Linked DNA regions of Homo sapiens: all the other regions are linked to region 2. Evidence: read pairs that join two places in POLR2A ChIA-PET (ENCODE). Cell type or tissue: CD4-positive, alpha-beta T cell. All regions are shown on one strand. Region 1 holds the start of LOC124902370 (a long non-coding RNA gene). Region 2 has its middle 2.2 kb from the start of LINC02656. Region 3 has its middle 35 kb from the start of LINC02649. Region 4 has its middle 12 kb from the start of MIR3155B. Region 5 has its middle 21 kb from the start of MIR3155B. Region 6 overlaps LOC124902370 (a long non-coding RNA gene). Region 7 overlaps LOC124902369 (a long non-coding RNA gene).

What was found. ChIA-PET counts read pairs that join two places held together with the same protein. Peaks named below come from ENCODE experiments on the same cell type or tissue, not always from the same donor. Only the 100,000 strongest peaks of a DNase experiment are listed, where the experiment ranks them.
Region 1: POLR2A ChIA-PET joins it to region 2 with 21 read pairs; 11 of 35 experiments call an interaction of 5 or more read pairs at or near these places.
Region 3: POLR2A ChIA-PET joins it to region 2 with 14 read pairs; 10 of 35 experiments call an interaction of 5 or more read pairs at or near these places.
Region 4: POLR2A ChIA-PET joins it to region 2 with 25 read pairs; 5 of 35 experiments call an interaction of 5 or more read pairs at or near these places.
Region 5: POLR2A ChIA-PET joins it to region 2 with 15 read pairs; 8 of 35 experiments call an interaction of 5 or more read pairs at or near these places.
Region 6: POLR2A ChIA-PET joins it to region 2 with 59 read pairs; 11 of 35 experiments call an interaction of 5 or more read pairs at or near these places.
Region 7: POLR2A ChIA-PET joins it to region 2 with 14 read pairs; 3 of 35 experiments call an interaction of 5 or more read pairs at or near these places.

The regions. Positions count from the first base shown.
Region 1 is chr10:6,408,008-6,412,007 of GRCh38, reverse strand. LOC124902370 (a long non-coding RNA gene) reads left to right here and starts at 1,578. Exons shown (of 2, transcript XR_007062044.1): 1 at 1,578-1,875. It also overlaps a transcript of PRKCQ not described here. RefSeq lists an enhancer at 1,413-1,914. In CD4-positive, alpha-beta T cell, no CTCF peak of the experiment used is centred here; a DNase peak (open chromatin) is centred at 1,507; H3K4me3 peaks cover 700 bases; H3K27ac peaks cover 1,612 bases.
Region 2 is chr10:6,346,166-6,350,165 of GRCh38, reverse strand. No RefSeq gene overlaps it. Among named protein-coding and RNA genes, the nearest start is that of LINC02656, 2.2 kb to the left of the region's middle. RefSeq lists a cis regulatory region at 1,656-2,156. In CD4-positive, alpha-beta T cell, no CTCF peak of the experiment used is centred here; DNase peaks (open chromatin) are centred at 1,945 and 2,335; H3K4me3 peaks cover 892 bases; H3K27ac peaks cover 1,543 bases.
Region 3 is chr10:6,289,699-6,293,698 of GRCh38, reverse strand. It overlaps a transcript of PFKFB3 not described here and the pseudogene SDCBPP1. Among named protein-coding and RNA genes, the nearest start is that of LINC02649, 35 kb to the left of the region's middle. In CD4-positive, alpha-beta T cell, no CTCF peak of the experiment used is centred here; a DNase peak (open chromatin) is centred at 1,738.
Region 4 is chr10:6,162,005-6,166,004 of GRCh38, reverse strand. It overlaps a transcript of PFKFB3 not described here. Among named protein-coding and RNA genes, the nearest start is that of MIR3155B, 12 kb to the right of the region's middle. RefSeq lists an enhancer at 1,583-1,692 and a silencer at 2,103-2,582. In CD4-positive, alpha-beta T cell, no CTCF peak of the experiment used is centred here; a DNase peak (open chromatin) is centred at 2,204; H3K4me3 peaks cover 1,839 bases; H3K27ac peaks cover 2,333 bases.
Region 5 is chr10:6,171,490-6,175,489 of GRCh38, reverse strand. It overlaps a transcript of PFKFB3 not described here. Among named protein-coding and RNA genes, the nearest start is that of MIR3155B, 21 kb to the right of the region's middle. RefSeq lists an enhancer at 2,031-2,080. In CD4-positive, alpha-beta T cell, a CTCF peak has its summit at 2,195; DNase peaks (open chromatin) are centred at 2,119 and 3,429; H3K27ac peaks cover 331 bases.
Region 6 is chr10:6,400,427-6,404,426 of GRCh38, reverse strand. LOC124902370 (a long non-coding RNA gene) reads left to right here. Exons shown (of 2, transcript XR_007062044.1): 2 at 2,626-4,000. It also overlaps a transcript of PRKCQ not described here. Among named protein-coding and RNA genes, the nearest start is that of LINC02656, 52 kb to the right of the region's middle. In CD4-positive, alpha-beta T cell, a CTCF peak has its summit at 2,428 (motif pointing right); DNase peaks (open chromatin) are centred at 2,446 and 3,895.
Region 7 is chr10:6,142,585-6,146,584 of GRCh38, reverse strand. LOC124902369 (a long non-coding RNA gene) reads right to left here. Exons shown (of 3, transcript XR_007062043.1): 3 at 3,104-4,000. It also overlaps a transcript of PFKFB3 not described here. Among named protein-coding and RNA genes, the nearest start is that of MIR3155A, 7.6 kb to the left of the region's middle. RefSeq lists enhancers at 1,193-1,342, 2,043-2,162, cis regulatory regions at 1,382-1,882, 1,438-1,938 and a silencer at 1,403-1,952. In CD4-positive, alpha-beta T cell, no CTCF peak of the experiment used is centred here; DNase peaks (open chromatin) are centred at 379, 825 and 1,724; H3K4me3 peaks cover 2,295 bases; H3K27ac peaks cover 580 bases.

The DNA of each region.
Region 1 (4,000 bases), 62 kb before region 2:
TGAATAAACTTGAGGGAGTACTGAGATGCTGGGCATTTTTGTGTTTATCAAAAAGACTTAGTATCTATCAAATACTTAGAAGTGTGTGTGACCATAGTAAACAAATAAGTGTTATCTATCATCATCATCATTATATGGCATTACTATCCCTGTAAAACACTTCATCCTAAACCCTTTGTGTTTATCTCTCTGAGCTTTGATAAGATGTGGCCCTCAGGTGACAGTGATGAGTAGCCAACTCATAATGTAAACTATGTACCAGGGTCAGCAAATGTTTCTGTAAAGGACAATTTAGCCAATATTTTAGGTTTTGACAGCCATACAGTCTGTGTTGCAACTACTCAACCCTGCTGTGCAAAAACAGTCACGGCCAATACGGAAACAAATGGGTGTCCCAATGAAACTTTACTTACAGAACAGGGTTCGGTCTAAAGGCTAAATTTGCCAATCTCCAGACAAAATCAGGAAGTCAGTTTTATTTGTTTTTGATGTCCTTCTATTGTGTTATTATGATCCCTTTTTTCAATCACTTACCACCATAGGAATTTGTCTCCTCCTAGGGAAAATATCACCGGACCTTTTGGAGATTTCTGAGGCTAGAGTGATGTTTCTGGAATAACTGTCAAGCAATGCCAAGTTTTCCCAAGGGGCATGAGGAAAAAAATAATCATAGCTAATATTTACTGAGTGCCTACTATGTGCCAGGGAACTTTCTAAGTGCTTTAAATACATCAACTCCTTTAATCTCCATAATGACTATAAAAGGGAGGGGCTATGATTGTCCTCACTAACTGATAAAGAGCTTAAAGAACAGAAAGCCGAAATACTATCAGATAATTGAGTCCCTCTATGAACTATGTAGACTCCTCTCTCATTATAAGCTAGAGGCTACAAAATATACCGATGACCTAAGAACAATTGATTTTTCCGTAAAACTCAAAGATCAGCGTGCTAGCTCTAATCGTCCGCCGTGTTTCTCAACAGGGATGATTGGCATCTTGGAATGGACCTTTTTTTTTTTTTTTTTTTTTGAAACGGAATCTCACTCTGTCGCCTGGGCTGGAGTGCAGTGGTGTGATCTCGGCTCACTAAAACCTTCACCTCCCGGGTTCAAGCGATTCTCGTGCCTCAGCCTCCCCTGGGATTACAGGCACCCGCCACCACGCCCAGCTGGTTTTTGTATTTTTAGTAGAGACAGGGTTTCACCATGTTGGCCAGGCTGGTCTTGAACTCCTAACCTCAGGTGATCCACCCGCCTTGGCCTCCCAAATTACTGGGAATACAGGTGTGAACCACTGCACCCTGCCAGACAAGACTATTCTTTGCTGGGTGGAATTGCTCAACTCATTGTAAGACATTTTGTCTACCTGGCTCCCAAGCACTAAATGCCAATCATGCCCACCACCAACACCCCCAGGCTATTTTGAAAACCCAGATGCCCCTGTGCATTTCCAAACACCACTGCTACTTAGAGCCCTGGGTGATGTCATTGTTTTGAGTTAACCTCAGCAGCTGCTGACCTAGAAATAAAGCCCCACCCTCTGCCCTACATTTCCTCCCAAGAAGGCAGCAGCTTCACTCAGCTGGTATGATGGAGTATTCCAAACAGAAAACCAGCTGTGATCTCTGGCACTTCCAATTCCAATTAAGAGCTTTGTTCATTTAACTTAAGGATTTACATCACTTTAACATATCTTGTCAAGTAAGTAACACTTGAAATGACCCCATAAATGTCCCTTAAGAAGAACAAATTGCAAATCATCTCAAAAGGAAACAACAGATCATCAGACCAAAGCAGGAAATAAGAAAGGCCTGAGAACAGCTGGGTAACAGCATTTCAGCTCATCCAAGGAAGCCTAGGATTTCTTGTCAGTGGTAAGTAATGGCTATTGAATGCAACAGGAAGAGCGTGGAGACATTCGTTGAGCAGTGAGTAGCCCAGAGGGTAAAAGGGCTGACTTGCACTCCTTCCCCTTCATAGTTTATGAGCTTCTGCCAATCTTCTTCCAATGGAGAAGCTGAGCAGGCTCTTAAACTTTCTGTTTGTCGTGGCAACAAACAGCTTTTTAACACATTTCACCAAGGCATAATGAACTAACCTTTCTACATTATAAGACTTGTAATTTTGGCATTGGAGTAACTGCATGAACACAGAGACTTTATCTTAGCTTGCTATCTTAATTCTAGCTATTTTTCCCATTCCATGAAAATGATAGCTTTTCAATATATCAATATTTATGCTACATTATCTCCTCCAAGCTATAAAAAAAAAACCTTCTGTAGAGTTACCCACATTTAATCTAAATGGAAGAAAACATATTATCAAAACTGTGTCATTTGAAAGTTCTTTCAGGAATAGCTGAAATGAAATTCCAATTGGAAATTCCAGAAAGTGTATGTAAAATGAAAAAGAGGCCAGGCGCAGTGGCTCACACCTGTAATCCCAGCATTTTGGGAGGCCGAGGCGGGCGGAGCACTTAAGGTCAGGAGTTCAAGACCAGCCTGGCCAACTTGGTGAAACCCCATCTCTACTAAAAATACAAAAGTTAGCCAGGCACAGTGGTGCATGTCTGTAATCCCAGCTACTCAGGAGGCTGAGGCAGAAGAGTCGCTTGAACCTGGGAGGCAGAGGTTGCAGTGAGCCGAGATCGTGCCATTACACTCCAGCCTGGATGACGGAGCAAGACTCTGTCTTAAAAATAAATAAATAAAATAAACTAAAACAGAAAAAGAAATAGATACTTCAACTTCTGGCTGCGGGGAACACCCATATTAATGCCTGTTCTATAAGGTCACAAGCAACATACATCCAGATTTCATTCTTTTTCCACTGTCCTCCTTGGGCCAGTTACTAGTGGATGGTGACAAACAACCTTGGTCACTTAAAACACTAATTTCCTTTCCCCTCTCTCTCACTGTGAAAATGAAAAACCAGTATATATCCATGAGACTGGCAAAACTTGAAAAGTGAGACCAGAAAGCAAACTGCACAAAATTCACTTCATGAATCCCCTGCTGATCAAAGTGTAAACTGCAACAGTAGCTTCGGAAAACAATTTGGAATTGACTAGTAAAACTGAATCTGAACATGCTCTATGACCACCGTTCCACTTCTGCGTAAATTCATATTCAAGCTATTACCAGGAGGCAGTGTAAGAATATGGAGAGCAGCATTGTTCATAACAGCAAAAACCTATCAACAACCTAAATCCCATAAACGTTTGAGTGGATAAATAGCATCTTCCAATGAGTTAATAAACAGCTACTAACATCTCCAAAAGAAAGACAACTGGGTCTCAGGAAATGTTTATCACATGAAGAACAGAATACTCTCTCTAAAGCAGTCTTGCCAAGGCTAGGCGCAGTGGCTCACGCCTGTAATCCCAGCACTTTGGGAGGCCAAGGTGGGAGGATCACCTGAAGTCAGGGGTTCAAGACCAACCTGGCCAACATGGTGAAACCCCATCTCTACTAAAAATACAAAAATTAGCTGGGTGTGGTGGCAGGCGCCTGTAATCCCAGCTACTTGGGAGGCTGAGGCAGGAGAATCACTTGAAGCCAGGAGGCAGAAGTTGCAGTGAGCTGAGATCTAGCCAGTGCATAGCGGGGGCGACAAGAGTGAGACTCCATCTCAAAAAAAACAAAAAGTGGCCTTGCCAAAAAAACTAAATCCATCAATCAAACCTGAGTTTGGTCAAATGTCTATGTCCAAGTACTAATTTGTAAGAAATACAGAACACAGAATAATATGTCAAAGTACACCCTGGAGATGTAATCAGCAAAATCTAAACTGAGCAATTCCCTAAGATAAGTGTCAATAAATAAATTGCAAGGAAAAGTAGGGGAGATAAAACTATAGGTCCAATACAACTTAAAAGACATCAGTGAATCACAGTATATGGCCCTTATCCGGATCCTGATTCCAAAAAATGTAAAAAAAAAAAAAAAAAAAAAAAAAAAACTGACACAAGACCACTGGAAATTTGAACAACTGACTAAA
Region 2 (4,000 bases):
ATGGGCAGCAGCACAGGCATAACCTGGAGTGGCACAGGTGCCAGGGAAGAGGGCAGACGCCATGCGTGACATAGCAAGGGGATCACACCGCATCCATTGTGCATGAGACCACTTTTCACCACCCAGGCGACTCAAGGAGATAACTGGATGGGTGGTTCCAGGAAAAGAATGGACATCCTGCTAGGCCATCATATGCTGTCTCAGAGCACTGAGGTTTGATAAATGTGGTGAATTTGGAGGCACTCACAGCTGAGTCCCAGCACAGAGTGGGCACATAAGCAACACCATTTTCTCATTGCCCAAGCCAGCCCCTGCCCACAGCACCTCCACTTCCCAGAGCCACACCCAATCAATGGCCAACTTATGATTCTAATCTTGAATGTCTGTCGAGATCTTTTCCTTCTCCATCACTAAGCTCTCTCCTTTAAGTAAAAATTTTTCTCCTGGAGGAATGCCTCCTGGCTGATGCTTCTGCAAATCACCTCACTTCTCTTCAAGCCCTCCTCTGTTACAGACTATTCCAAATTTTTTTTTGTTTTTTTGTTTTTTTGTTTTTAACTTTTGCCTACCTTGTCGGCTCACGCCTGTAATCCCAGCACTTTGGGAAGCCGAGGTGGGTGGATCACCTGAGGTCAGGGGCTCTAGACCAGCCTGGCCAACATGGTGAAACCCTAGCTCTACTAAAAATTCAAAAATAAGCCGGGTGTGGTGGTGGGTGCCCGTAATCCCAGCTACTCAGGAGGCTGAGGCAGGAGAATCGCTTGAACCCAGGAGGCGGAGGTTGCAGTGAGCCAAGATCGAGCCACCGCACTCCAGCCTGGGTGACAGAGTGAAACTCCATCTTAAAAAAAAAAAAAAAAAATGCCTACCTAAATCTAACGTAAAACTTTGAGCTCACTCTGAAATATATTCATATTTACTTACAAGGGGAAAATGCCCTATGAACTGAAAATTATGTGTATTTTAGAACATACACAAAAGAGAAGTTAAAAGAAAATGAGAAAAATAAATAGATGTGATAATACTTTATTTCATTACTCCGATTAATAGTCTTACCAAACTCACCCGAAGACTGCCTGCAAAGTTCTTGAAGGAGCTTGGGATTGTAGGTGCTTTTGATGTTTTATTCAGACTGGACTAGATGCTTTAACCCTGAAGGTGCATCTTACGTATCTAAAAAAGACTTCCCTTAGGGCTAAACATAACAGAAAAGTGATGAATGAAGGAATCTGTCCAACATGTCATCTTTGATTGAAGATAAATACATTCATCTTATGGTTCTAGCTCTATTAAATTGAGTCTGTTTAATACACCCTGTCTGCAGCTAAACTAATTATTTCAGGCTGGATTTTCAATTTCTTACCTAGCCCTAGGATAAAACACAGAGTTGAATGGTTACGTAATCACCAGGTGCCGCTCAAGTGGTGATTTTTCAAATCAAGTATGGATCTCAAAGAAGAGAAGCAAATAACAACAGAGATACTTCTTGTGCTAGGGCCCTGGTTGCAGGACGGTGTCCCACCAGGCTACAGCTCTTAAATGGCAGAGCTGCTGCTGACACCTCTGTCGTTCTTGCAAGATCAAATACCAACTGCGTTGACTTCAAATCTGGCTTAAAAATAGGCCTAGCAGGCATAGTTTTCTCATCAAAACAAATTAGCCTAAAAAATAGCATTCCGAGAGACCAAGGGTTAGGAAAATTGTCCTGTGAGTGTTTTGAATTCTTTGTCACCCTTCATAACTGGTGCCGTTCATGAGGGAGCTTATTGGCTTGGGGGATGACAACTTGAACAGCAAAACAGGATGTGTCACCACCAGGCCCCCTGCTCTGCTGCAATCTACGAGAATTAATCAGTTTTGGGTTTTTTTGTTGGTGGTGACGGTGGTTTTTTTCCTTTCTTTCTTCCTTTTTTATGTCAGCGTCTCAGATGGGCACACACTGAAACAGCTTCTTATTTGCATGCGGTGTGGCCTGGCGAGGGTGAACTGAGGACACGCAGAGCTCCCTCTGACTTGGCACCGGCAGGAAGTCGGCGGCAAGAAGCTACCACTTTTCAAGCCTGGGTGGCTTTTTCTTTTTTCTCTGTCATTCATTTTGGAAGAAAGCATAAGTTTGATTTCAAACAGAACACAAAAACTTGGAAGGAGGGCCAAACACAGGCAGGCAGATGATTCTTGTCCCCACTTTTACTTTTTTAAAATTTAATTGGAGATGCTGCAGAGGTGGCAGAAAGGGGCCAGAGGATGGTAGGTGCAGACTCGCTGCGGTGACAATGCCCCGGGCATCCCCTTTCTGCACAGTGGGGCACGGCATCCAGGGGCAGCCTCCTCTCCAGACACCTGGGCAAATCCAAATCTGTGTTTCTTTGTCATTCACCTGAGGAGAAGTCCCTTATTCCAACGACCACTCCCGTGTGAGCGGTGACAGGTTTGAGCAGAATGAGTCAACGCTGAAATGATGCCTGTGCCATTTCACAGGAATTTGCTTCTTTCTCGCTGGTTTTCAGATGCAGTTCGAGGCTTCCGTTTTTTTCTCTGGATTTGAATCTCGTCCACAGATCACTGCTGCCTTGCAGCTGAGTGTGTCATTTGCAGCCCTGCTGTCTGGGGCCCGAGACTCCACACAAGATGTGCTCAGAGAAGCAAATGAACAACTCTGCTCTGATAGGGGCAGCAAAGAGGCAAGCAGCTACCAACAGAAGGACACTGAGTTTCTGGGGGTGGCATCTGGCCAAGGTTCCTGTCATCTCTCTCAGATAAAACACCAAATTCTTCCCCAACAGAAGCAGCAAAAACATATAATATAGGCCAGCGCAGCGGCTCACACCAGTAACTTATGCCTTGGGAGGCTGACGGGGGAGGATCACTTGAGGCCAGGAGTTGGAAACAAGACTGGGCAGTATAGCAATATCCTGTCTCTACAACAAAATTTTAAAAATTAGCTGGGCATGGTGTTGCATGCCTGTAGTCCCAGCTACTTGGAAGGCTGAGGTGGGAGGATCACTTGGGCCCAGGAGGTCAAGGCTGCAGTGAGCCATGATTGCACTACTGCATTCCAGCCTGGGTGACAGCGAGACCCTGTCTCAAAACAAGACAAACAAATAAACAAAAAAAACCATAATGTAGAGTATTTATAAGTTGCCTTATTCCAAGGAACAAAAAATGGTGGGAAACTATGACAGTATAATATGGTATGTGGTAATATTTAGCTATGTCTAAAATGTCACTTTGATGAGCAAGTTTTATCATTTTTATACTCATCCTAAATTATTTGTTTCCAAATCAGAGTGCAATGGCCCTTGGGAACTGGGAAAGAATGTCTTCCCAGACCTGGAGGAAGCTCCAAATGACTGGATCCTAATGATTCTACAGGTTCCTGGCTTTTCCCAGCAGTCCCTGCCCCCTGAGTCACCCTTCCTATAAATATCCCCATCCCACAAGATAATGGTCTTTTCAAATTTCATTAAGTTTTTGTCTCTTACCAAATTGCTCTCTATACTTTTAACAACGTTTCATCACCTGAAGAGCTTTACGGGGTTCGCTAACCCCCTTGCCTCCTCACTAGCTAAATATCTCATCTCAGATATCCCTTGAACTTGTACCTCTGCAAAATTAAAACGACTACATACTATGGAACGTCTTGAAGGTCAACACCAAAATACCACATCCTTTGAAGGGCCAAGAGTACACGCTAACCTATGTCGTAGGACAAATTTATAACCTGGTGATCCAGAAAAGGACCATCCTCTAAGATGGGGGCTAACCTGGCTTTCCCCTGTGTGGTCATAATACCTGGAAAAGACATGATTTGAAAGGTGAATATATTTGAATTGCTACAATAAGCCACAATCTAACAAGGGTCCATTTCTATTGGCCATGGAGCTTCCATTTCATTGGGATTTGCCACTCTGGTGATGTCCTCTTACCCAACTGACCCAAAGACTTTTAACATCACACTTTTTTTTTCTGGGCTTTTAAAGCAAGTTTTTGAGGCCAGAGT
Region 3 (4,000 bases), 56 kb after region 2:
TGCATAAGGATAGCACTGGACATGTTGGTTTTATCATTTAAAATGGAAAAATAGACCGGACGTCGTGGCTCACGCCTGTAATCCCAGCACTTTGGGAGGCCAAGGCAGGCAGATCACCTTATGTCAGGAGTTTGAGACCAGCCTGGCCAATGTGGTGAAACCCCATCTCTACTAAAACTACAAAAATTAGCCAGGCATGGTGGTGCACACCTATAATCCCAGCTACTCAGGAGGCTGAGGCAGGAAAATTGTTTGAATCCAGGAGGCAGGGGATGAAGTGAGCCGAGATTGCACCACTCCACTCCAGCCTGGCCAACAGAGTAAGACTCCATCTCCGAAAGAAAGAAAGAAAGAAAAGATAACATCCATAGTGAAAGACAGTTCTGTAGCCAGAAATGGTCTTCTCACAGAACACAACATCTGTGAAATCAACAGACAGAAGGTCACTGGACTGAAGGACTCTCAAATTGCAGACATACTGTCAACATCTGGGACTCGAGTTACTATTACAATCATGTCTTCTTTTATCTTTGAACAGATTAAGTGGATGACACCAAGCATGATGAAAAGCCTAATAGACCACACCATTCCTGAGGGTTTAAAATTCATCACACGACGGAAATGTAGCTGAACGTCTCCGTTTCCTTCTTTGGCAACTTCTGTATTCTGCACGTGAGGCTTTCTGGGGCCAGCAATTGAGCATACGCTGCATGAGGATCTTTCCATCTCACATTATGGCTGGGAATCTTACTGTTTCATCTGATAACCTGTTCAGATTTCAAGAGAGCTGTAGCCTTATCCTGGTTTTATAGAGGTGAAACTTTCAAGAGATTTACTGACTTTCCTGGAATAGTTGCTTTTCCGGAAACCTGATACTTTCATAAGCCATTGTGATTAGAATGACTGATACAGGCTTAGCTTTGTGTGAGAACCAGTCACCTTTCTCCTAGGCCATGAGAAGTGCTGTTCATGTTACTTTAGTTCTATGGGATGTTTGCATTTTTAACACATTCTACCACAGTACACTTAGAATGATTGCCCTTGATAGTTTTTTTTTTTTTTAATTCTGTGTATGTGTGTATAAAATGCCAATTAAGAACACTGGTTTCGGGCCAGGCACGGTGGCTCACGCCTGTAATCCCAGCACTTTGGAAGGTTGAAGTGGGCAGATCACGAGGTCAGGAGATCGAGACCATCCTGGCTAGTAGAGATGGTGAAACCCTGTCTCTACTAAAAATACAAAAAAATTAGCTGGGTGTGGTGGTGGGCGCCTGTAGTCCCAGCTACTCGGGAGGCTGAGGCAGGAGAATGGCATGAACCCAGGAGGCGGAGCTTGCAGTGAGCCGAGATTGCGCCACTGCACTCCAGCCTGGGCGACAGAGTGAGACTCTGTCTCAAAAAAAAAAAAAAAAAAAAAAAAGAAAAAAAAAAAGTACACTGGTTTCGGCTGGGTGCTGTGGCTCACACTTGTAATCCCAGCACTTTGGGATGCTGAGGTGGGAGGATCACTTGAGATCAGGAGTTCGAGACCAGCCTGGCCAACATGGTGAAAACCTGTCTCTACTAAAAATATAAAACTTAGCCAGGCATGGTGGCACATGCCTGTAATCCCAGCTACTCGGGAGGCTGAGGCAGCAGAATTGCTTGAACTCGGGAGGTGGAGGTTGCAGTGAGCCAAGATCAAACCACTGTATGCCAGCCTAAGCAACAGAGTGAGACTTTGTCTCAAAAAAAAAAAAAAAAAAAAAAAAAACCACTGGTTTCCTTCCACGTAAGCATTAAACAGTGTATGTAGGTTGTAAGAGATGGTGATGATTGTTCTGAAATCTTAACTACCTTCACTTAATGTGCTTGAACTGTCGCCTTAACTGTGTTAAGCATCCAGACTAAAAGCTGAAATAGAATTACTGCTGCCTTTCTAAAACGCAAAATGTGGTTCTCTATTAATCTGAAATGTACACTAGCCCAGAGCAGTTTAATGATACTTAACGAGCTATAGCATAGCATAGCTGCTTAGTTGTATTTGAGATTTTCTAGTCAATGCATAATGGAAACTTCTTTCTTCTGAAAGTTGCCAGTAGCACTATAGATTGAATGTAAAAATTGTTCTAGTAAACAGGACACTTTTTTTTTTTTTTTTTTTGAGACAGAGTCTCACTTATTCCACTGCCCAGGCTGGAGTGCAGCGGCACAATCTCTGCTCAATGCAACCTCTGCCTCTTGGGCTTGAGCAATTCTCCTGCCTCAGCCTCTTGAGTAGCTGGGACTGCAGACATGCACCACCATGCCCAGCTAATCTTTTTATTTTTTGTGGAGACAGGGTTTCACCATGTTGACCAGGCTGACCTCAAGTGATCCGCCCACCTTGGCCTCCCAAAGTGCTGGGATTATAGGCATGAGCCACCACGCCCAGCCTGAACAAGATAAACTTTTGACTCCTCTTTTTTTTCATTTGTGGATTAAGTGGTATAATACTTAACTTTGGCATTTGACTCTGAAGATTATGTAACCTAGCCACTTCAGATGGTTTTAGAATATTTTTCTAGTAATTTGTTGCACTTCCTGATTCCTCCTTGCAAACTAAATGACAGGACACTTTATCCTGATTATTTTCTTGTTTTTGATTTATGCCTATTCTATTTTAATTAAATATGTACACATAAAGTTAAAAACAAAAATAAAAAATGAAACTCATGTATGCAACAAACATGTAATGGGAATACCACACAGAAAAAAAGAGAAAGAGACAGAAAAAAATATTTGAAGTAATAATGGATGAAAATTTTCCAAAATTAATGACAGATACCAAACCACAAAACCAGGAAGCTCAGAGGAGGATAAATACACCAAGCATGATAAATACCAAAGAAATGTACATCTAGAAAATCAAAGACAGGCCAGGCGTGGTGGCTTATGCCTGTAATCCCAACACTCTGGGAGGCCAAGGCAGGCAGATCACCTGAGGTCAGGAGTTCGAAACCAGTCTAGCCAACATGGTGAAACCCCGTCTCTACTAACAATACAAAAAAAAAGTTAGCTGGGCATGGTGGTGGGTGCCTGTAATCCCAGCTACTCAGGAGGCTGAGGCACAAGAATCATTTGTACCCAGGAGGTGGAGGTTGTAGTGAGCTGAGATCGCACCACTGCACTCCAGCCTGGGCAATAGAGCAAGACTCTGTCTCAAAAAAAAAAAAAAAAATCAAAGACAAAAAGAAAATCTTGAAAGAAGCCAGAAGATTATCTCAATAGATGCAGAAAAGGCCTTTGACAAAATTCAACAACGCTTCATGCTAAAAACTCTCAATAAATTAGGTATTGATGGGACATATCTCAAAATAATAAGAGCTATCTATGACAAACCCACAGCCAATATCATACTGAATGGGCAAAAACTGGAAGCATTCTCTTTGAAAACTGGCACAAGACAGGGATGCCCTCTCTCACCACTCCTATTCAACATAGTGTTGGAAGTTCTGGCCAGGGCAATCAGGCAGGAGAAGGAAATAAAGGGTATTCAATTAGGAGAAGAGGAAGTCAAATTGTCCCTGTTTGCAGATGACATGATTGTATATCTAGAAACCCCCACTGTCTCAGCCCAAAATCTCCTTAAGCTGATAAGCAACTTCAGCAAAGTCTCAGGATACAAAATCAATGTACAAAAATCACAAGCATTCTTATACACCAATAGCAGACAAACAGAGAGCCAAATCATGAGTGAACTCCCATTCACGATTGCTTCAAAGAGAATAAAATACCTAGGAATCCAACTTACAAGGGACGTGAAGGACCTCTTCAAGGAGAACTACAAACCACTGCTCAATGAAATAAAAGAGGATACAAACAAATGGAAGAACATTCCATGCTCATGGGTAGGAAGAATCAATATCATGAAAATGGCCATACTGCCCAAGGTAATTTATAGATTCAATGCCATCCCCATCAAGCTACCAATGACTTTCTTCACAGAATTGGAAAAAACTACTTCAAAGTTCATATGGAA
Region 4 (4,000 bases), 180 kb after region 2:
TCGTCTCAAAAAAAAAAAAAAAAAAAGTTGAGCCTGGTGATCCACGCCTGTAATCCCAGCTACTCACGAGGCTGAGGGAAGAGAATCGCTTGAACCCGGGAGGCAGAGGTTGCAGTGAGCGGAGATAGCACCACTGCACTTCAGTCTGGGCGACAGAGTGAGGTTCTGTCTCAAAAAAAAAAACAAAGACAAAGAAAAAAGAAAATAAAATACTGGGTACTAGGCTTATACCTAGGTGATGAAATAATCTACAACAAACGAGTTTACTTATATAACAAACCTGCACATGTACCTCTGAACTAAAACATTTACAAAAAAATAGACGCATCGAGAAAAGGCAAGGGCTTTGGAGTCTGGCAGATGAGAACTTGCATCTGAGCTCCACTATTCTCCCACTAACATAGGTAAACATCTGGCTCCTGCAAAGAACGCCAGACATGTTCATCCCTGCCGGCTCTGTGTAACTGACCTGAAATTCTCCACCTGGGAAAATCTGTTTTGTGCCCCCAGGGAGAAGGAAAGTCTAGCCTCTTCCTCATAAGGAAGTTGTGGGGAAAAGAGAGATCAGATTGTTACTGTGTCTATGCAGAAAAGGAAGACGCAAGAAACTCCATTTTGATCTATACTAAGAAAAATTGTTTCTGCTTTGAGATGCTGTTAACCTGTAACTGTAGCCCCAACCCTATGCTCACAGAAACATGTGCTGTATTGAATCAAGGTTTAATGGATTCAGGGCCGTGCAGGATGTGCCTTGTTAACAATATGTTTGCAGGCAGTATGCTTGGTAAAAGTCATCGCCATTCTCCATTCTCGATTAACCAGGGACACCATGCACTGCAGAAGGCTGCAGGGACCTCTGCCCAAGAAAGCCTGGGTATTGTCCAAGGTTTCCCCCCACTGAGACAGCCTGAGATATGGCCTCCTGGGAAGGGAAAGACCTGACCGTGCCCCAGCCAGACACCCGTAAAGGGTCTGTACTGAGAAGTAGTGAAAGAGAGGGGGCCTCTTTGCAGTTGAGATAAGAGGAAGCCTTCTGTCTCCTGCTCATCCCTGGGAATGGAATGTCTCGGTGTAAAGCAGACCAATCCCATTCGTTCTATTCTGAGATAGGAGAAAACCGCCCTGTGGCTGTAGGCGATATGCTGGCAGCAATACTGCTCTGTTACTCTTTGCTACACTGAGATGTCTGAGTAAAGGGAAACATAAACTTAGCCTATGTGCACATCAGGGCACAGTACCTTTCCTTGAACTTATTCATGATACAGATTCCTTTGCTCACATGTTTCCCTGCTGACCTTCTCCCCACCTGTTGCCCTGCTACACTCCCCTCGCCAAGATAGTAAAAATAATGATCAATACTGAGGGAACTCAGAGACGGCCACCAGTGCGGGTCCTTCGTATGCTGAGTGCCAGTCCCCTGGGCCCACTGTTCTTTATACTTTGTGTCTTATTTCTTTTCTCAGTATCTCCTCCCACCTGACGAGAAACACCCACAGGTGTGGAGGGGCTGGCCCCCTTCAGAAGTCTTTCAAATACTTCCAGACAGGGGTCAAGTGTGCCCAGTCCTGCCATGTCTGGGTTAAACATCCCCAATTCTTCAACCATGCCTCCTGTGACTTATTTCCTGACCCTTCACCCGCTCACTCACTCTCCCCAAATTCACCGCAGGCCCTGTTCATGAAGATTCGGATGGAGCCACAGACCCAACGCATACGAGGTCCTCAGGGAGTCTGTGTCCCACACTGGGGGCTAGGAGCGGTCCCCGGGTGCTCACTGGCGGCGCCTCCACCGCGGACCTGCCCCAGCCCCGCATCCACGCGCGGGGTGGGGTGGGCCGCCCACTTCTCCCGCGCCCTCAACCCACAGGGAAACGGGCTGCGCGCCCGGGCCGCCCCGCAGAGTCCAGATGCCTAAATCCCTCCTAGTCTGTTTCCTCATCTGCGGCCTGCACGCCCGCCGCAGCCACACCCAACGCCGGGACGCGCAAAAACACCTGCCGGGCCTATTTCCTCTCGGGTATTATTTACAGCCGCTCCCAGGCCTTCTCGGAAAACATCCTTTGCCGGAAACACAACCCCAGGTCCCCAGAGCGTAGGGGGCCCAGCGCCGGATCCACGCGGAGCTCACGAGCCGGACAGTCGCCGCAGAGCAGGCTGGGGCCGCGCGGCGCACGCCGGGAGGGCGCGCGACAGCACGTGAACGCGGCGTGCCGCACGGCCCGGGAAGGGCGGGGTGCGCGCTGACCGGCTCGTGCGCCGCAGGCAGCAGCCAATCCGCGCGGACCACCCCCAGGCCCCGCCCCCGCCGGTCCCGCCACGCCCCCGTCGGGCCCGCAGCTGCTCCCGGGGCCCGGGACCCAGCTGGCTTAGGCGCCCGAGGTGCACCTGGGAGGAAGCAGGCGCGGGGTGCAATGGAGGGTGGAGGCGCGCACCGTGCCCAGAGCGGGGCTCCCGGGAGCTGATGTCCCGTCTGGCCCCCCTACCTCCCAGCTGGGTCCCCACCTACCCGCCCTGTCTTACCGCCCTCAGCACAGGGACCTGCCTCTGTCCCCACGACGCCAGGCTCCAGGTGTATCTAGGACTAAAGAGTTGACATCCAGTCTATATAGGGTTGTGGGGGGTTACCTTAAAAGTTCCTTTTTGTTATTAAAAAAAGTAATATACACTTGTGCAGTGATTGAGAACAATAGAGGGAGGGAACATAAAATATTCGTGATGGAGTTCCCTTCCAGACTTCCCGTCTCTGGAGATATTTTCTTAAGCCCCAGGAGGCTTGGTCTTGGCCCCCACCTCTGCATTGAATGTCTGATCTCCCTCAACTCGGTGTCATCACACATGGGATAGGGGTCAGAGGTTATCACGAGGAATTTTATGTTGCTAATGAGTACAGCCAGTAGCAAAGGAGATTCAAGATGAAGACAACATTCCTGGGGAAAACACAGAAAGCAAATGAAAGATACAATTATGGGACGGGGGAAGGAGAGGAAGAACTCTGTGCTGCTGGACTGGAATAACTGATCCGTTTGAATTTACAATTTTAAAATGTTTCCCAGCTCCATCCATGAAAAACGCCCTGGAAACACGGACACTCCGGTAGCAAGAAGAGGCACACAAAAGCCCAGATCCAGCCTTCTAAGGACCATCCTCCACTGAAAGTACCCAGGGATCCTTGGAGGAGTGGCTGCTCCCAAGGCCGAGACTGGGAAGGACACAAGGAGCCTGGAACAGGAGTTAAGACAGAGCTCAAAAGCTGAAGGGGGCGTGTCAAGGACACAGCAGCCAGCCTGAAAGGGTTCTCACCCAAACTGGGAGTGGCTTGAGCATCAATTGAGTATGTCAGGAATGGATTCTAACACATGCAGTCATAATTTTAAAAATCCCGGAGTCCACATTGGTACTATTACTACTATTAATAATGATGATGAAATTAAAGCTAGTAAAAGGGAGGATGGGCAGGAAAGAGCTTCTTTACAAAAGAATGCCAACTAATAAATGTGGAAAGAATGACAAAAATGGTAAATAGCCATTTTACGGACACTCTGATAAGTGTTTCACTCAAGAATCATCAATAGATGCTAAAGCTATGAAATAAAAGATTATTCCTTGTATATACACACCCCAAAGAATTGAAAGCAAGGTTTCAAAGAGATGTTTGTAGACCCATGTTCGCAGCAGCATTATTGACAACAGCCAGAAGGTAGAGTAATCCATGTGTCCAACAACAGATGAATGGATACACAAAATGTGACTAAACACACAGAACATTACTCCGCCTCCAAAAAGATGGAAATTCTGACCCATGCTACAACGTGGATGAGCCGTGAGCACTTGATGCTAAGTGAAATAGGCCAGGCACAAACAGACAAATGTTGTAAGATTCCACTCACATGAGTTCCCTAGAATAGTCAGATTCAGAGACAGAAAGAATGGTGGCTGCCAGGAGCTGGGGATTGTGAAGAATGAGAGTTATTGTTTAATGGGTGCAGAGTTTCAGTCTTGCA
Region 5 (4,000 bases), 170 kb after region 2:
GCCCCAGCTGTGCCATCTGTCATACGGGGATGACAACAGCACTGTGGTCCCCACACTCGGATGAGTTCCCACCTACAAACACGCAATCCATGCCAGGCAAATCCAAGTGCTCCCCACCTCAGGATATTTACTGTTATTGCCAACACTCTGTGTACCTGAAAGTGCCCCAAAGTGCCATGATGGAAAGGAGGGAAAGAAGAGAGGGGACGGAGCAAGACTGAGAGATGCAATCTCACAATTTTCTGGTCATAATGGCCATTGAAATGACAACCTCATATTCTCTCTACTTGTGCATGGGAACCAAAGAGGGGGTAAAACTGAGGTTTGAGGAGAGAAGCTGGGGACAATTTAATTTTGAAAGAAAAGAAACAAAACAGTCTGGGGGCACTGGCTCACGCCTGTAACCCCAGCACTGTGGGAGGCAGACGCACGGAACACTTGGGGTCAGGAATTCAAGACCAGCCTGGCCAACATGGTGAAACCCCATCTCTAATAAAAATACAAAAATTAGCCAGGCCTGGTGGCAGGCAGGTGTAATCTCAGCTACTTGGGAGGCTAAGGCAGGAGAACCCCTTGAACCTGGGAGGTGGAGGTTGCAGTGAGCCGAGATCGTGCCACTGTACTCCAGCCTACATGAGAGTGAGACTCCGTATTAAAAAAAAAAAAAAAATTAAAGAAAGAAACAAAGTAGAAGCTATTCCTCAGGCCCAGAGTTTTTACACACACAGGGACCCCAGAGCTTCCCCCAGCAGAGCCGTGGGAGGGCTGCACGGAGATCACAGGGCCAGAGCCACCAGAGCGCACCTTCCTCTGGGGCTTTGTGCCCGCACACTGGTCCCAACCCTGGCTCTCACCCTGCGCCAGTCACTGGGTCTCCACAGTCCAGGGGCAGCAGGCCCAGTGCCACAGAAACAGAAACACGCCTGACAAGCGAGCCCCAGCTCCTGGCTTTCTCGGCGGGGGCCGCAGGCAGCTCCAGGCCTCCAAGCCCAGGTCAGCCCGGGCCACGGAATCTCTCGCTCCACAGAACTTGAGCTGATGCCCGCGTCCCATCTGCCAGTGTGACGTGGCCAGGCAGGTGTGGGGGCACCGCGAGGCAGACGGAACAGCACTTGTTTATTGTTTACCAGAGAGGACTCTTCTAAGAACCCCTGTCCTGGATTGATAAACTAGGCTGTAAGGCTGGACGGGAAAGGTCACGATGTCTGCTTCTCCTGGTAAACAGGCCTGGGTCATTGGCATGAAGGAACCAGCAGATCTGTGCCAGGAGTCCAGAACAAATAACAAGAGATCCAAGCCCGTTACTTTACAGAAGAGGAGACTAAGGCTCAGAGAAGTCAGCAGAAAAAATACAGGCTTTGGAGTAAGGAGCACCGTGTAAGGACTAATGACTCCTTCTACTGGAACTTGCCTCTTCAAGCCGCTCCAATCCCCACACCTGGTCAATCCCCAAATCTCAACTCCCGCACACATCATCTATGTTCTTTCCGTGCCTACTATCTGTGCGGATTAAATTCTAAATGCCGCACCTGGACCACAGGCCCTCACTCCCCATCTCTTCCTCCCCGCCTCCCGTTTGCGTCCACTGCGCATTCCGCTGACAGGGACTCATCTTCCTAAGACAGTACTTTGGTTTTCTTCCCCTGCTCAGAAACAATCACTGGCTCCCGACTGCCACTAAGACCAAGTTCAACCTCCTTAGGCTTCACGGAAGGTCCTCTACAATGAGGCCTCAAGCAACCTTTCCCCTCCCTCTCTCTGCACCCCCGCAGCTGATCTGCTTCTCTCCCAAAAAAAGCCTTCCTGCACCTAGCCCCCCAGATCTCTGGAGACCCAGAAACCCCCTTTGCCTCTGTCTATTCCCTCTGTGTCTACTAACATCCCTCCCTTGCTGTTCTCCAAGCATTTATTTTCTGCACTACCTCAAATACTTGTCTGCACCTTTTCACGTGAGCATATATAGGTGGGGGAAGGGGTGTGTGTTTCCCGCCACACCCTAGGCCTCTTTAAGTTTGTATCTTGTTCTCTGCATTCAGCACAACCCCTAGCTCAACTCCTTCACAGGAAGCGGTGCTGTAACCATATGCACAGGACACATAAAAGCTGCACACAAGTGGACAACCTCTTCCTGAGCGCCCCCTCCAGGCTGAAAGCACACCACTGCCCGGCCCCAGCAGCTGAGGACTACAGGTTGCGCCTCGACCTCTTGTGGGCTGCTGGCAAACACAAACATGACCACCAGCAACGGCTGTGGTGGGACAGTTTCTGCTGTGGAAATGCCCAGGGTGAGGGCTCCAACTCTGCCTAGAAAGTCAGGGAGGGCTTCCTGGAGGAAGGGTGTGAGGTGAGTGGTGAAGGAGAGTTCCCGAAGTAGACAAGTAGGGCACAATGAGGACAGAACTGAGAGAGAGTGGACGTCCCAGGTTGAAGGACATGCAGGCCAAACCATGAAGGGAACACAGATCCTGTGTAAGGGGATGCTGGGAAGAGCTGGGCCACTGCAGTGGACGCTGGCCTAACAGGAGGTGAAGGTGTGGGAGATGAGCATGGAGCGGCCTGCTTTCAGGACAGAGGACAGATGCGCCCCAGCACTGCAGTCACAGGAACATCTAGCTCTGCCCTCCCTGGACAAGTTGTCTGCCTTGGGTGAACTTTTTTTTTTTTTTCTGAGATGAAGTCTTGTTCTGTGGCCCAGGCTGGAGTGCAGTGGCACAATCACAGCTCACTGCAGCCTCGACCTACTGGGCTCAAGCAATCCTCCTGCCTGAGCCTCCCAAGTAGCTGGAACCACAGGTATGCGCCACCACACCCAGCTAATGTTTTAATTTTTTGTAGAGATGGGGTCTCATCATGTTGCTCAGGCTGGTCTCAGATTCCTGGGCTCAAACAATCCTCCCACTTGCCATTTGCAAGCCCTGTGGTCTTGGATAAGTCACTTAATCATTCAGCACCCCGGTTTCCTCATTTGGAACATGGTAAAAAGAATACTGGCCCTGTGAAGTTGCAATTTTAAGTAACAGTGTTTAAATGTGCTTTCTGAACGTTTGCTCACACTGGTCGCAGTGTCACCGAGTGACAAGTATGAGGCCAGGAAAGGCCAGCGAAGTGTCCTGTCTGCCCAGCTCAGGGCTGCAGCAGAGGAACTGCACCCAGCTTGGACTCCTCTGCCTCCTCTGCTCCAAAAGGCCCGCCTGTGCGCCTCCCTCTCCTTCCTGCAAAGGAGCATGCTTCTCTCAGGCTGCACCACACCTTGCCCTCCCGACGTGGGCTGCAGAAGCCATGGGACCAAGAAGCAAATCGATACCAAGAAGCACAGCCGCATGCCTGATGGGAACTGATCCCAGCAAACGAGTGAGCCAGCAGGGGCTTTCTCGCAGTCCCCAGGGTGTTCCGGGAGAATGCGTCAGAGTATCTGTCCCGGACACCGGTGGTTTTCGGGTTTCCCTCCATGACTAAGACTCTCAATGGAGTACGGCGGCAAAAAGAGGAAAAGCACCAACTCATGTTTTCTGAATCAGCCCGCCAGCTGCAGAACTTTGGGCTCCAGCCAGATCTATGGAACAAGAATCTGCATCTGAACGCCATCTCCAAAGGACTCCTAGGCATTTGAGCTTGAGAAGCGCGGGCTCCCTCCCCACTCTCATCGTGGCTCTGAGCTGAGATATCCAAACTTTTCTGATCTGATATCCAAACTTTTCTACCCCCAACAACCTGTTTATCTATATCTAATATACATGTGCTATTGCACGAACACATTATGTACATGATAGAAATTTCATATAAAAAATAGATATCTAGGCCAGCAGTGGTGGCTCACACCTGTCATCTTGGCACTTTGGGAGGCCAAGGCAGGAGAATCTTTTGAGTCCAGGAGTTTGAGACCAGCCCGAGCAACACAGAGGGACCTCATCTCTACAAAAAATAAAATTAGCCGAGTGTGGCAGCACACGCCTATAGTCCCAGCTTCTTGGGAGGCTGAGCCGGGAGGATTCCTTGAGCC
Region 6 (4,000 bases), 54 kb before region 2:
AAGAGAAAAAAGAAAGAAAGAAGGAAAGAAAGAAAAGAAAGAACGAAAGAAAGAATGAATCCATTGTCAGAGTCTGGCATGGAAGAGGGTTTTTTATCTGAACATTGCAAGTATTTGAGTTAGACCTCTGGCCATGCAATCTCTCTCTCTCTCTCTCTCTCTCTCTCTCTCCCCCCCCCTTCTCTCCCTTTCTCTCTCTCTCTCTCTCTAGTTTTTTCTTTTCTCTTTCTCTTTAATGCCATTAAAGGATTTTTGCCCTTATCTAATCTTGGCAAGGAAAGGGTAGAATTCTGCATTTTTTTATTCTTGCTACTAAAACTGTGACCATAATCCTAAAAATTGTCTCTCAGTTATTAGAATCTGTAGGCACTTTTTCTCCATTTCCTCTCCCCCTTTTTAGGCCTTCGTATCCTGCTATCTCCTATCTTTTCCTCATATGCACCCTAATGTCTTATCTGTCACCATAGAGATTGTAAAATCATGAAGACCTGTTGGCCTAGCATCTGTTCTTAGGAGGAAATAAATGAGTGTGTGTGTGACTTTGGGAACAAAGTATTGCTGAGGCTAATGATTACTCATTCATTTTTTTTTTCATTCATTTATCCCTGAAACAAACAATTATCGAGCACCAACTATGTCTTAGGCACTGGGAATACAAAATTCAGTTAGCATCATGCAGACCCTTTAGCTGTCTCCATTTCAATAGGAGAGATAAACACTGGATTGCAATACATTGTGCTCAGACACAATAATAAGAGGTGCGTAGATTAAAATGGTCTGACACAGCATTTGAAACATCCATATAACACCTTTCCAAAGCTTCCTCAGGCCATGAGCATGGGGAGAAGCTTTGTTTCTGTGGTTACCAAAGGTCTCATCTTAGACCCACCAAAGTCGGCAGAAACCTGAGAGTGAGCCGGGAACTCACGGTTCAGGGACACTGGATATGCCCCAGAGATAGCAGAGGGGAATGAAGACATGAATGCTGAGCTGGGCTCTGCAGGTGTTGGATGGTCAAACCAAGCTGCCTGGATCATTATATAAAAATAACATCAGAAGCACTTTTCTCTTTTCCAAATAGAAGGGACCCTACTCCATAGCCTTGCCCTACTCCGACTAAGACACTGGCAGCGAACTCCTTAGTGTTTGCCACACTATGGTGTCCTTGAGAAGTCTGAATCCTGCCGCACCCCACCTCTGAGTGTCCACCGTCTGCACATTGCCGGAAACTAGGTGTTTTAGCACAGAGCTTCAGGCATGAGAGCGACCAGCAGGGCCGGCCAGTGCCCGGTGCTATGCCTGGCTTCCTTGCCCTGCATGTTGATTGGCAGAGGAGATAAAACACAAAAGGAGCACCAGTGAAGGGATAGGAGAGTAGAGCAAGGTAGAGAGGAAGGGAGGACAGGAAGCAGGGAGGAAAAGCAGCAGCCAGGTGGTCAGGAGATAGTGTGCAGACACTGAATTAAAAAGTGGTCCTAATTCCCTTCATGGAATTCTTTTTGTTTCTATTTGGTTTTGAGACAGAGTCTCATTCTGTTGCCCAGGCTAGAGTGCAGTGACACAATCTCAGCTCACTGCAACCTCCACCTCCTGGATTCAAGTGATTCTCCTGTCTCAGCCTCCAAAGTAGCTGGGACTACAGGTGCCCACGACCACACTTGGCTAATTTTTGTACTTTTAGTAGAAACGGGGTTTTGCCATGTTAGCCAGGCTGGTCTCGAACTCTTGACCTCAAGTGCTGGGATTTACGGGCATGAGCCACCCTGCCCGGCCCTTAATAGAACTCTTAAAGGCCACACAGTGCTTCACTTTATACAAGAAAGCTCGGAACAGAAAAAGTAGTTACTGCCACTCTTCTTTGAAATTGTTAAGTCCCCTTTGCTTCTTTGGGTACACGGAGAAGTTGCCAAGGCAACCCGAGCAGGGAGATGCGGAGTCAGGCTTTTCTGTCTGTGTCCTTCATGTTGGGTACAGTGCTTCACACATGGTAGGCGTGAGGGAGGAAAGAGCGGAAGGAATAGATGAAGCTCAGCTTTTTTTTTTTTTTTTTTTTTTGGCATTGAAATTGCACTCTTTTGGGGTTTTTTAAAATTATAGTTTAAGTTCTGGGGTAGATGTGCAGAACACGCAGTTTTGTTACATAGGTATGCACGTGCCATGGTGGTCTCCTGCACCCATCAACATTAGGTATTTCTCCTAATGCTATCCCTCCCCTAGTCCCCAATCCCCCAACAGGCCCCGGTGTGTGATGTTCCCCTCCCTGCGTCCATGCGTTCTCATTGTTCAACTCCCACTTATGAGTGAGAACATGCGGTGTTTGGTTTTCTGTTCTTGTGTTAGTTTGCCGAGAATGATGGTTTCCAGCTTCTTTGCAGCGTCTGTGTTCTTCCAATAGTTCCCAGCCGCACTATTTTGGACTTGAGTCACTAGAGGGAGGCAGAGGAACATGAAAAAGCTGCAGTTTCCGTCCCTGCTGGGCAGGGCTGCCTCAGACCTGAGCTGAGGACTCAGGAACTTCAGTGACCAGGCAGGATTAGAGATGGGAAGAATTCCAGGCTTCAGCCTTCCCCTTAATTCAAGATGTGTATTCTGCCTTTAATCAGAGTGTAACCTATGTATTTGTAGGAAATAATAAGAAAAAAGCTGCTTATTGCAGAGCCATGTAGAATTATCGGGTGGAAGTCAGAGAAAGAGACGGCGGGTCAACAGCTCCCAGCAGACAGCGTGACTCAGCAGGAAAGCCCGTGGGAATCAGAGCTTTGGGACCAGAGTGCCCTGGCCCCGCAATCCTCACCAAGTGGCTGGCGCTCAGAACCCCAGGTGTTGTAATCAGTAAAAGGGTGGCGGTAATCACTTCTACCTCATTGGGTTACTATACAAAGCACGAAAATGGATCAATATTTAAAAAAAAAAAACCAGCCCTCTCCTAAAACAGAGGAGAACTATATGGATGTCAATCCAATTATTACTATTAACCATGTGTTCAAGTCATGAGGTTGTCTACTTAATTATGTCCTTAAAGTTTGTTGACCTTAAATAAGGTGATACAGAAAATATGATGAAGTATGGGGTTTATTTGAGTACAGAGCTTGAGAACGGTCACCCGGAAAACACAGACCCCAAAGGGACATGCTCTAAAGTGGGGAAGCTAAGGCTGTGCTTACATAGGTAGAGATGGTTTCGGCAGGTTGCAATGTTTTCCGTGCAAGGCTAGATACATGTCATAGCGATTTGATTAGGGTGGCTTGCTCCATTCCATGGAAGATGGCTGTAATGTTCTGTGAGGACAAGAGTAATGTTCTGAGGGGTCACCACTCAGAGGGTCTTATTTCTGGTGCTACTCGGTCATTCCTAATCGTTTACGGGAAAAAGCAGAAGTTGCAACGGCATGCTATGTGACTCAGTCCATTTCTCTCAAGGCTCAGAATAAAGTTCCAACAGTTTTAAATTTGAATTATTTAATTTTGCAAGTTCTCCAGAAGACAGTAAGCTCTAAAAGGGAACGAACTATGGTCGTTGTTCTTAGCATCTAACATGGTACCCATTCAATATTTTTTCTTTCTTTCTTCTGCTTTTTGTAGAAGTGGGGTCTTTCTATGTCGCCCAGGCTAGATTTGAACCCCTGGGCTCAAGCATCGTCCCACCTCAGCCTGCCGAGCACCCAGGACTGTAGGTGCATGCCAGCTGGCAGATTTTTTTTTTTTTTTTCAGTTTCTTAAATGAATGAGTAAAAACACTTACATGTAGCCAAACCATATAATTTACTAGCTAAAATGAGCCTTTTTTTTTTTTTTTCTGAAAGGAAGCACTGTTAGCAATTACTCCAGGAAACAGGTTAAAAGCAGAACTGTCCTGGGCCTGCCGAGACACGGGACGTGGGATTGCTCGAGAGATCCAGCTCTCGCTGTGTGTTGAAATATAGTTCAGGGCACACTGCTCAGGGCTGGGACTGCCCTGCGTATATGACAGTATTAAGTCATCTCACCTGCATAACAACACA
Region 7 (4,000 bases), 200 kb after region 2:
GATTGTCCCCTGCAGTTAATGAGTAGGGGGGGAGGGACACTCTGAGAGCCTCCAGAGAACCCACAGAGTCAAGGTGGCCGAATCATACCTGGATTAATGGAGACACCGAAGACAGTGGCCTTGGGACTAAACGTGTCCAGCTGACAGAGGAGTGGCAGAGCCCCTGCTTGCTGGCTGTCACCTTCCTTCTGGCCACCCTCCCCCATCTCTCTACCCCAACGGGACAGGAGAGTCAGCAGCCACCCCCTTCACCGCCAGGAGCCCACGCTGATACCTAGGCACCCTCTGTTTGAAAAACAAGTCCGGTACAGCCTCCAGGCAACCGTAGCATCACGCTGGCCGTGCCTCTGAGTTATGAGAGAAGAGAGGCAGATGGGTGGGTGCGGGAAGGGAGAGACGGCACAGCACAGGCCCAGTGCCAGGGGAGGCCAGGCTCCCCCCACACACACCCCCAGTCCTCAACGTCCTTAGTGTGCCCAGGTCGCAGTGGGGGAGTCTCGGGTGTTGAGTGACAATCATCACCAGAACTCAACCCCTCCCAACCCAAACAGACGGCGCAGGAGTCACACAACTCTGATTTGAAAGTCAAATCGAGGCCCCCCTCCCCACACTTCTGCAGCTCCCACTTCTCTCCCGGGTCTTTGAGCTGAGAGGGGCCCAGGGCTCTGGGCAGTGCTGGGCCTCCAACCACCCGGCCTGTAAACCGGGGTCCGGTGCGCTGGGACCCCCCGGTGCGGGTAGGAACACCAGGTAGCCGGGCCTTTCTGGCACGCAGGGCGGAAAAGGCGGAGGGCAGCCCCTGCAGGAGGGGCCGGGCCGCGCTCATCAGCGGGCCTGAGTTTGCTTTTCTGGGGACGGCTCCCATCCTCACGCGGCCGTCCCTAGCCATCTGTCGGTTTTGCCCAGGAGGCAACTGGGGCTGGGGGCTGAAATGACTGCCCGGGGGTCAGAGGGCGGGAGGGGCAAAGGTGGGACTCAGGCCAGAGCTGCCCACCTCCCGCGCCGCGCTGCCCCTCTCCGTGCCCCCGAGCCCACCAATCCCGCCCTCAGGACCCCGGGCCCCGCCGCCCTCCGGGTCTCTCCGGGTCCGGAGCCCTGGTATATCTGCGGCCCGGGGCTGGAGCGCAGCGGGAAGCGGGAATTCGCTGCAAGTGCCGCCCCCGGCTCGGGCACGTGGTGGCGGCCGGAGTCGCCAGAGGGGACGCGCGGGTCTGGAGGAGGTAGCGCGGGTCTGGAGGCACAATGCGGGGCTGCAGAGGAGACGCGGGGCCGGAAAGGAGACGCGAGGCCGGAAAGGAGACGCGAGGCCGGAGGGGGACGCGTGGGGCCGGAGGGGACACGCAGGACCGGAGGAGACAGTGCGGATCTGGAGGGACACGCGGGTCCGGGGCGCAGCGCAGGGCGGAGGGGACAAGGCGGAGCGCGTCTCGCTTGGCCCCGGGCGGCACCGCCGCAGCCCGGGTGCACAGTGCTTCCGCGCCTGGCGAGGACCCAAGGCTCGGGTACCCACAGGCGGCCGCTCAGGTCCCCGCGCGCGCTGGGGGCGTGGGCCGCGTCACCGGGACTCCTACCTTTCCTGAAGGGCATCGCGCCGGGGGCGCTCCCCGCGGGGCCGGCCCGCGACACCCAGACAGGACGACGTCCAAGCGGCAGCCCCGCGACTCGGGGCGCCTGCGGGCGGCGGGGCGGGCGAGGGAGGGGAAAGGGACATATTTGGTCAAAGCCTGGCGCGTCACGGCGCGGAGGAGGATCCGCGGCGAGGCAGGAAGCGCGGGGCGGCGCCAGCCGTGAGCTCCGGGCGCCCTCGGGCTGCTGGGGGAAGCCGGGGCGTGGGCCGGGCCGCCCTGTCCCGCCCAGATCCCCCCGGTCCCGCAGGGGCGGCCCGCAGCCCCCCAGACGCGGAACTTGCCGGCCTTGAAGCTGCCGCCTGTCTTGTGGACTCCACGGGACAGGGGAAAACTGGTCCGGGAAGAAACCAACTCCCTTTTCTCTTTCGGGCTGTTCCGAGCCATCCTTCCCGAAGGACGAGACCTGAGGGAATTCCATCTTATTTTTACTTTTATGTCCTACGGGCACAGGGGACACGCTCGAATCACCAGCTGACTCAAATTGAACAAACTGAAATTGTGTAATTTTTTCTTTCTCTTTTTTTTTTTTGTTTGTTGTTTTGGGGGGTGTGTGTGTGTGTGTGTGTGTGTTTTGAGACAGGATCTCACTCTGTCGCCCAGGCTGGAGTGCAGCGGTGCGATCATAGCTCACTGCAGCCTCCACCTCCCCAGGCTCAACCCATACTCCTGCTTCAGCCTCCCAAGTAGCTGGGATTACAGGCGTGCGCCACCACGCCCAGATAATTTTTCTAAATGTTTTTGTAGAAACGGGTATTGTCATGTTGCCCAGGCTGGTCGGGAACTCCTGGTTTAAAGTGATCTGCCCACCTCGGCCTCGCAAAGTGCTGGGATTACAGGCGTGAGCCACCGCGCCCGGCAGAATTGCAATTAACTGCTGGCTAGAGGGAGCACCCCGGAAACTCGCGTCTTTCACTGGGGGCCTCCCCACTACCTCGGTTTAACCTCGACCCTTCCACGTCCCGCCGGCTGCCTTCTCTCCACCGCACGGGTCACCGCCTGACCGACTCCCTATGTGCTTATTAGTGTGTGGGGTCTATGAAAGCAGCCAATTTGTTTTTATTTTGTTCGCTGTTTTCCCGGAGCCTGAAACAGTCTCTCACACACAGCTCAATAAATATTACTCAATATTACGTCCCTTACTCAAGGGAAGTAATAGTGCGACTTAAGAAACGGACATACGGAAATGCAGGGAGTCACCTCCCGGCACCACTGACCTTGCCTCCGCAAAGGCCAACATCTGAGAAGATGCCTTCTATTCCTCCCTAATGTCTAACAAGCAGACCTTCTTTGGAGCCAGTTAACAGTTAATTGTTGTGAAAAGTGCTATTTTCTGTTGCACTTCGAAAAAAAATTATGTCAGGAGCAAATCTCCTGATCTCCTGATATTTAAAACACCCAGGCAAATAGCAATTGGCCCGCTTCCCATGCGGTGGCAAAAATCATGCAGGAAAGGTACAGCCAGTAGGTGTGGGTGGTTTTTTTTTTCTTTAATCTTTCGTAATCATAATTTGTTTCTTAGCCTGCTATCGTTCGTGGGTAATAGTCCAAATTCCTCCCTCTTTGGAAGGGAGATGACGCCACGGGGAGGAAGCCACTGTCGGGTGGGACGGTGTCTTGCCAGTTGGCTTGGGACACAGCTGCTGGTGGAGCCTTCAGAACAGACCCTGCTCGTGGGCCTGGCTGTAGATGGAGTCCTGAGCCCTGATTTCAGCTTCTGCGCCACCGCCTTTGGGGGTGTGAGTGTCAGCGAAGCAGGAAGTGGGGGAACAGAAGGGTGCCCCAAATCCAAAGTTAGGTGTAATCGTCAGCTCCCTCTGTCCTTTTCCCTGCCATAATTGCAATGGCAGGTGGACCTGGACTTAGCTCCATGGACGTAACTGCTACAGAAGACAAATTTTATCCAAGGCCAAGGGTTCCAGATAAAGCGTGCATCATCCCGCCTGTATCAGACTCGCCACCGCCGCCGTCATAGTAAGGCCAGAGCACATGCCCTCAGAGGTGGATGGGGCCGTGGCTGCATATTTGGTCTTTGATCCTGTTTTCTGGTCCAGAGCTTCCAAAACCCTTGGGATCTCCAGAGGGATGAGTGTTTTTTGAATGTCAGTGAGAGGACTGGGCAGCTCCAGGATGGGGGCTGGGAGCTGGAATTAGTCAGAACTTTCAGCTCAGACCTCTGACCTTTGGGGAGGGGAGAGGGGCTGGAGATTAAGTTAATCACCAACAGCCAGTGATTAATCAATCATGCCTACATAATGAATCCAAAAAAAAAAAAAAAAAGAGCCCCAAATGACAGAATGTGAGCCAGGCAGGGTGGCTCACACCTGTAATCCCAGCACTGGGAGGCCGAGGTGGGTGGATCACTGGAGGTCAGG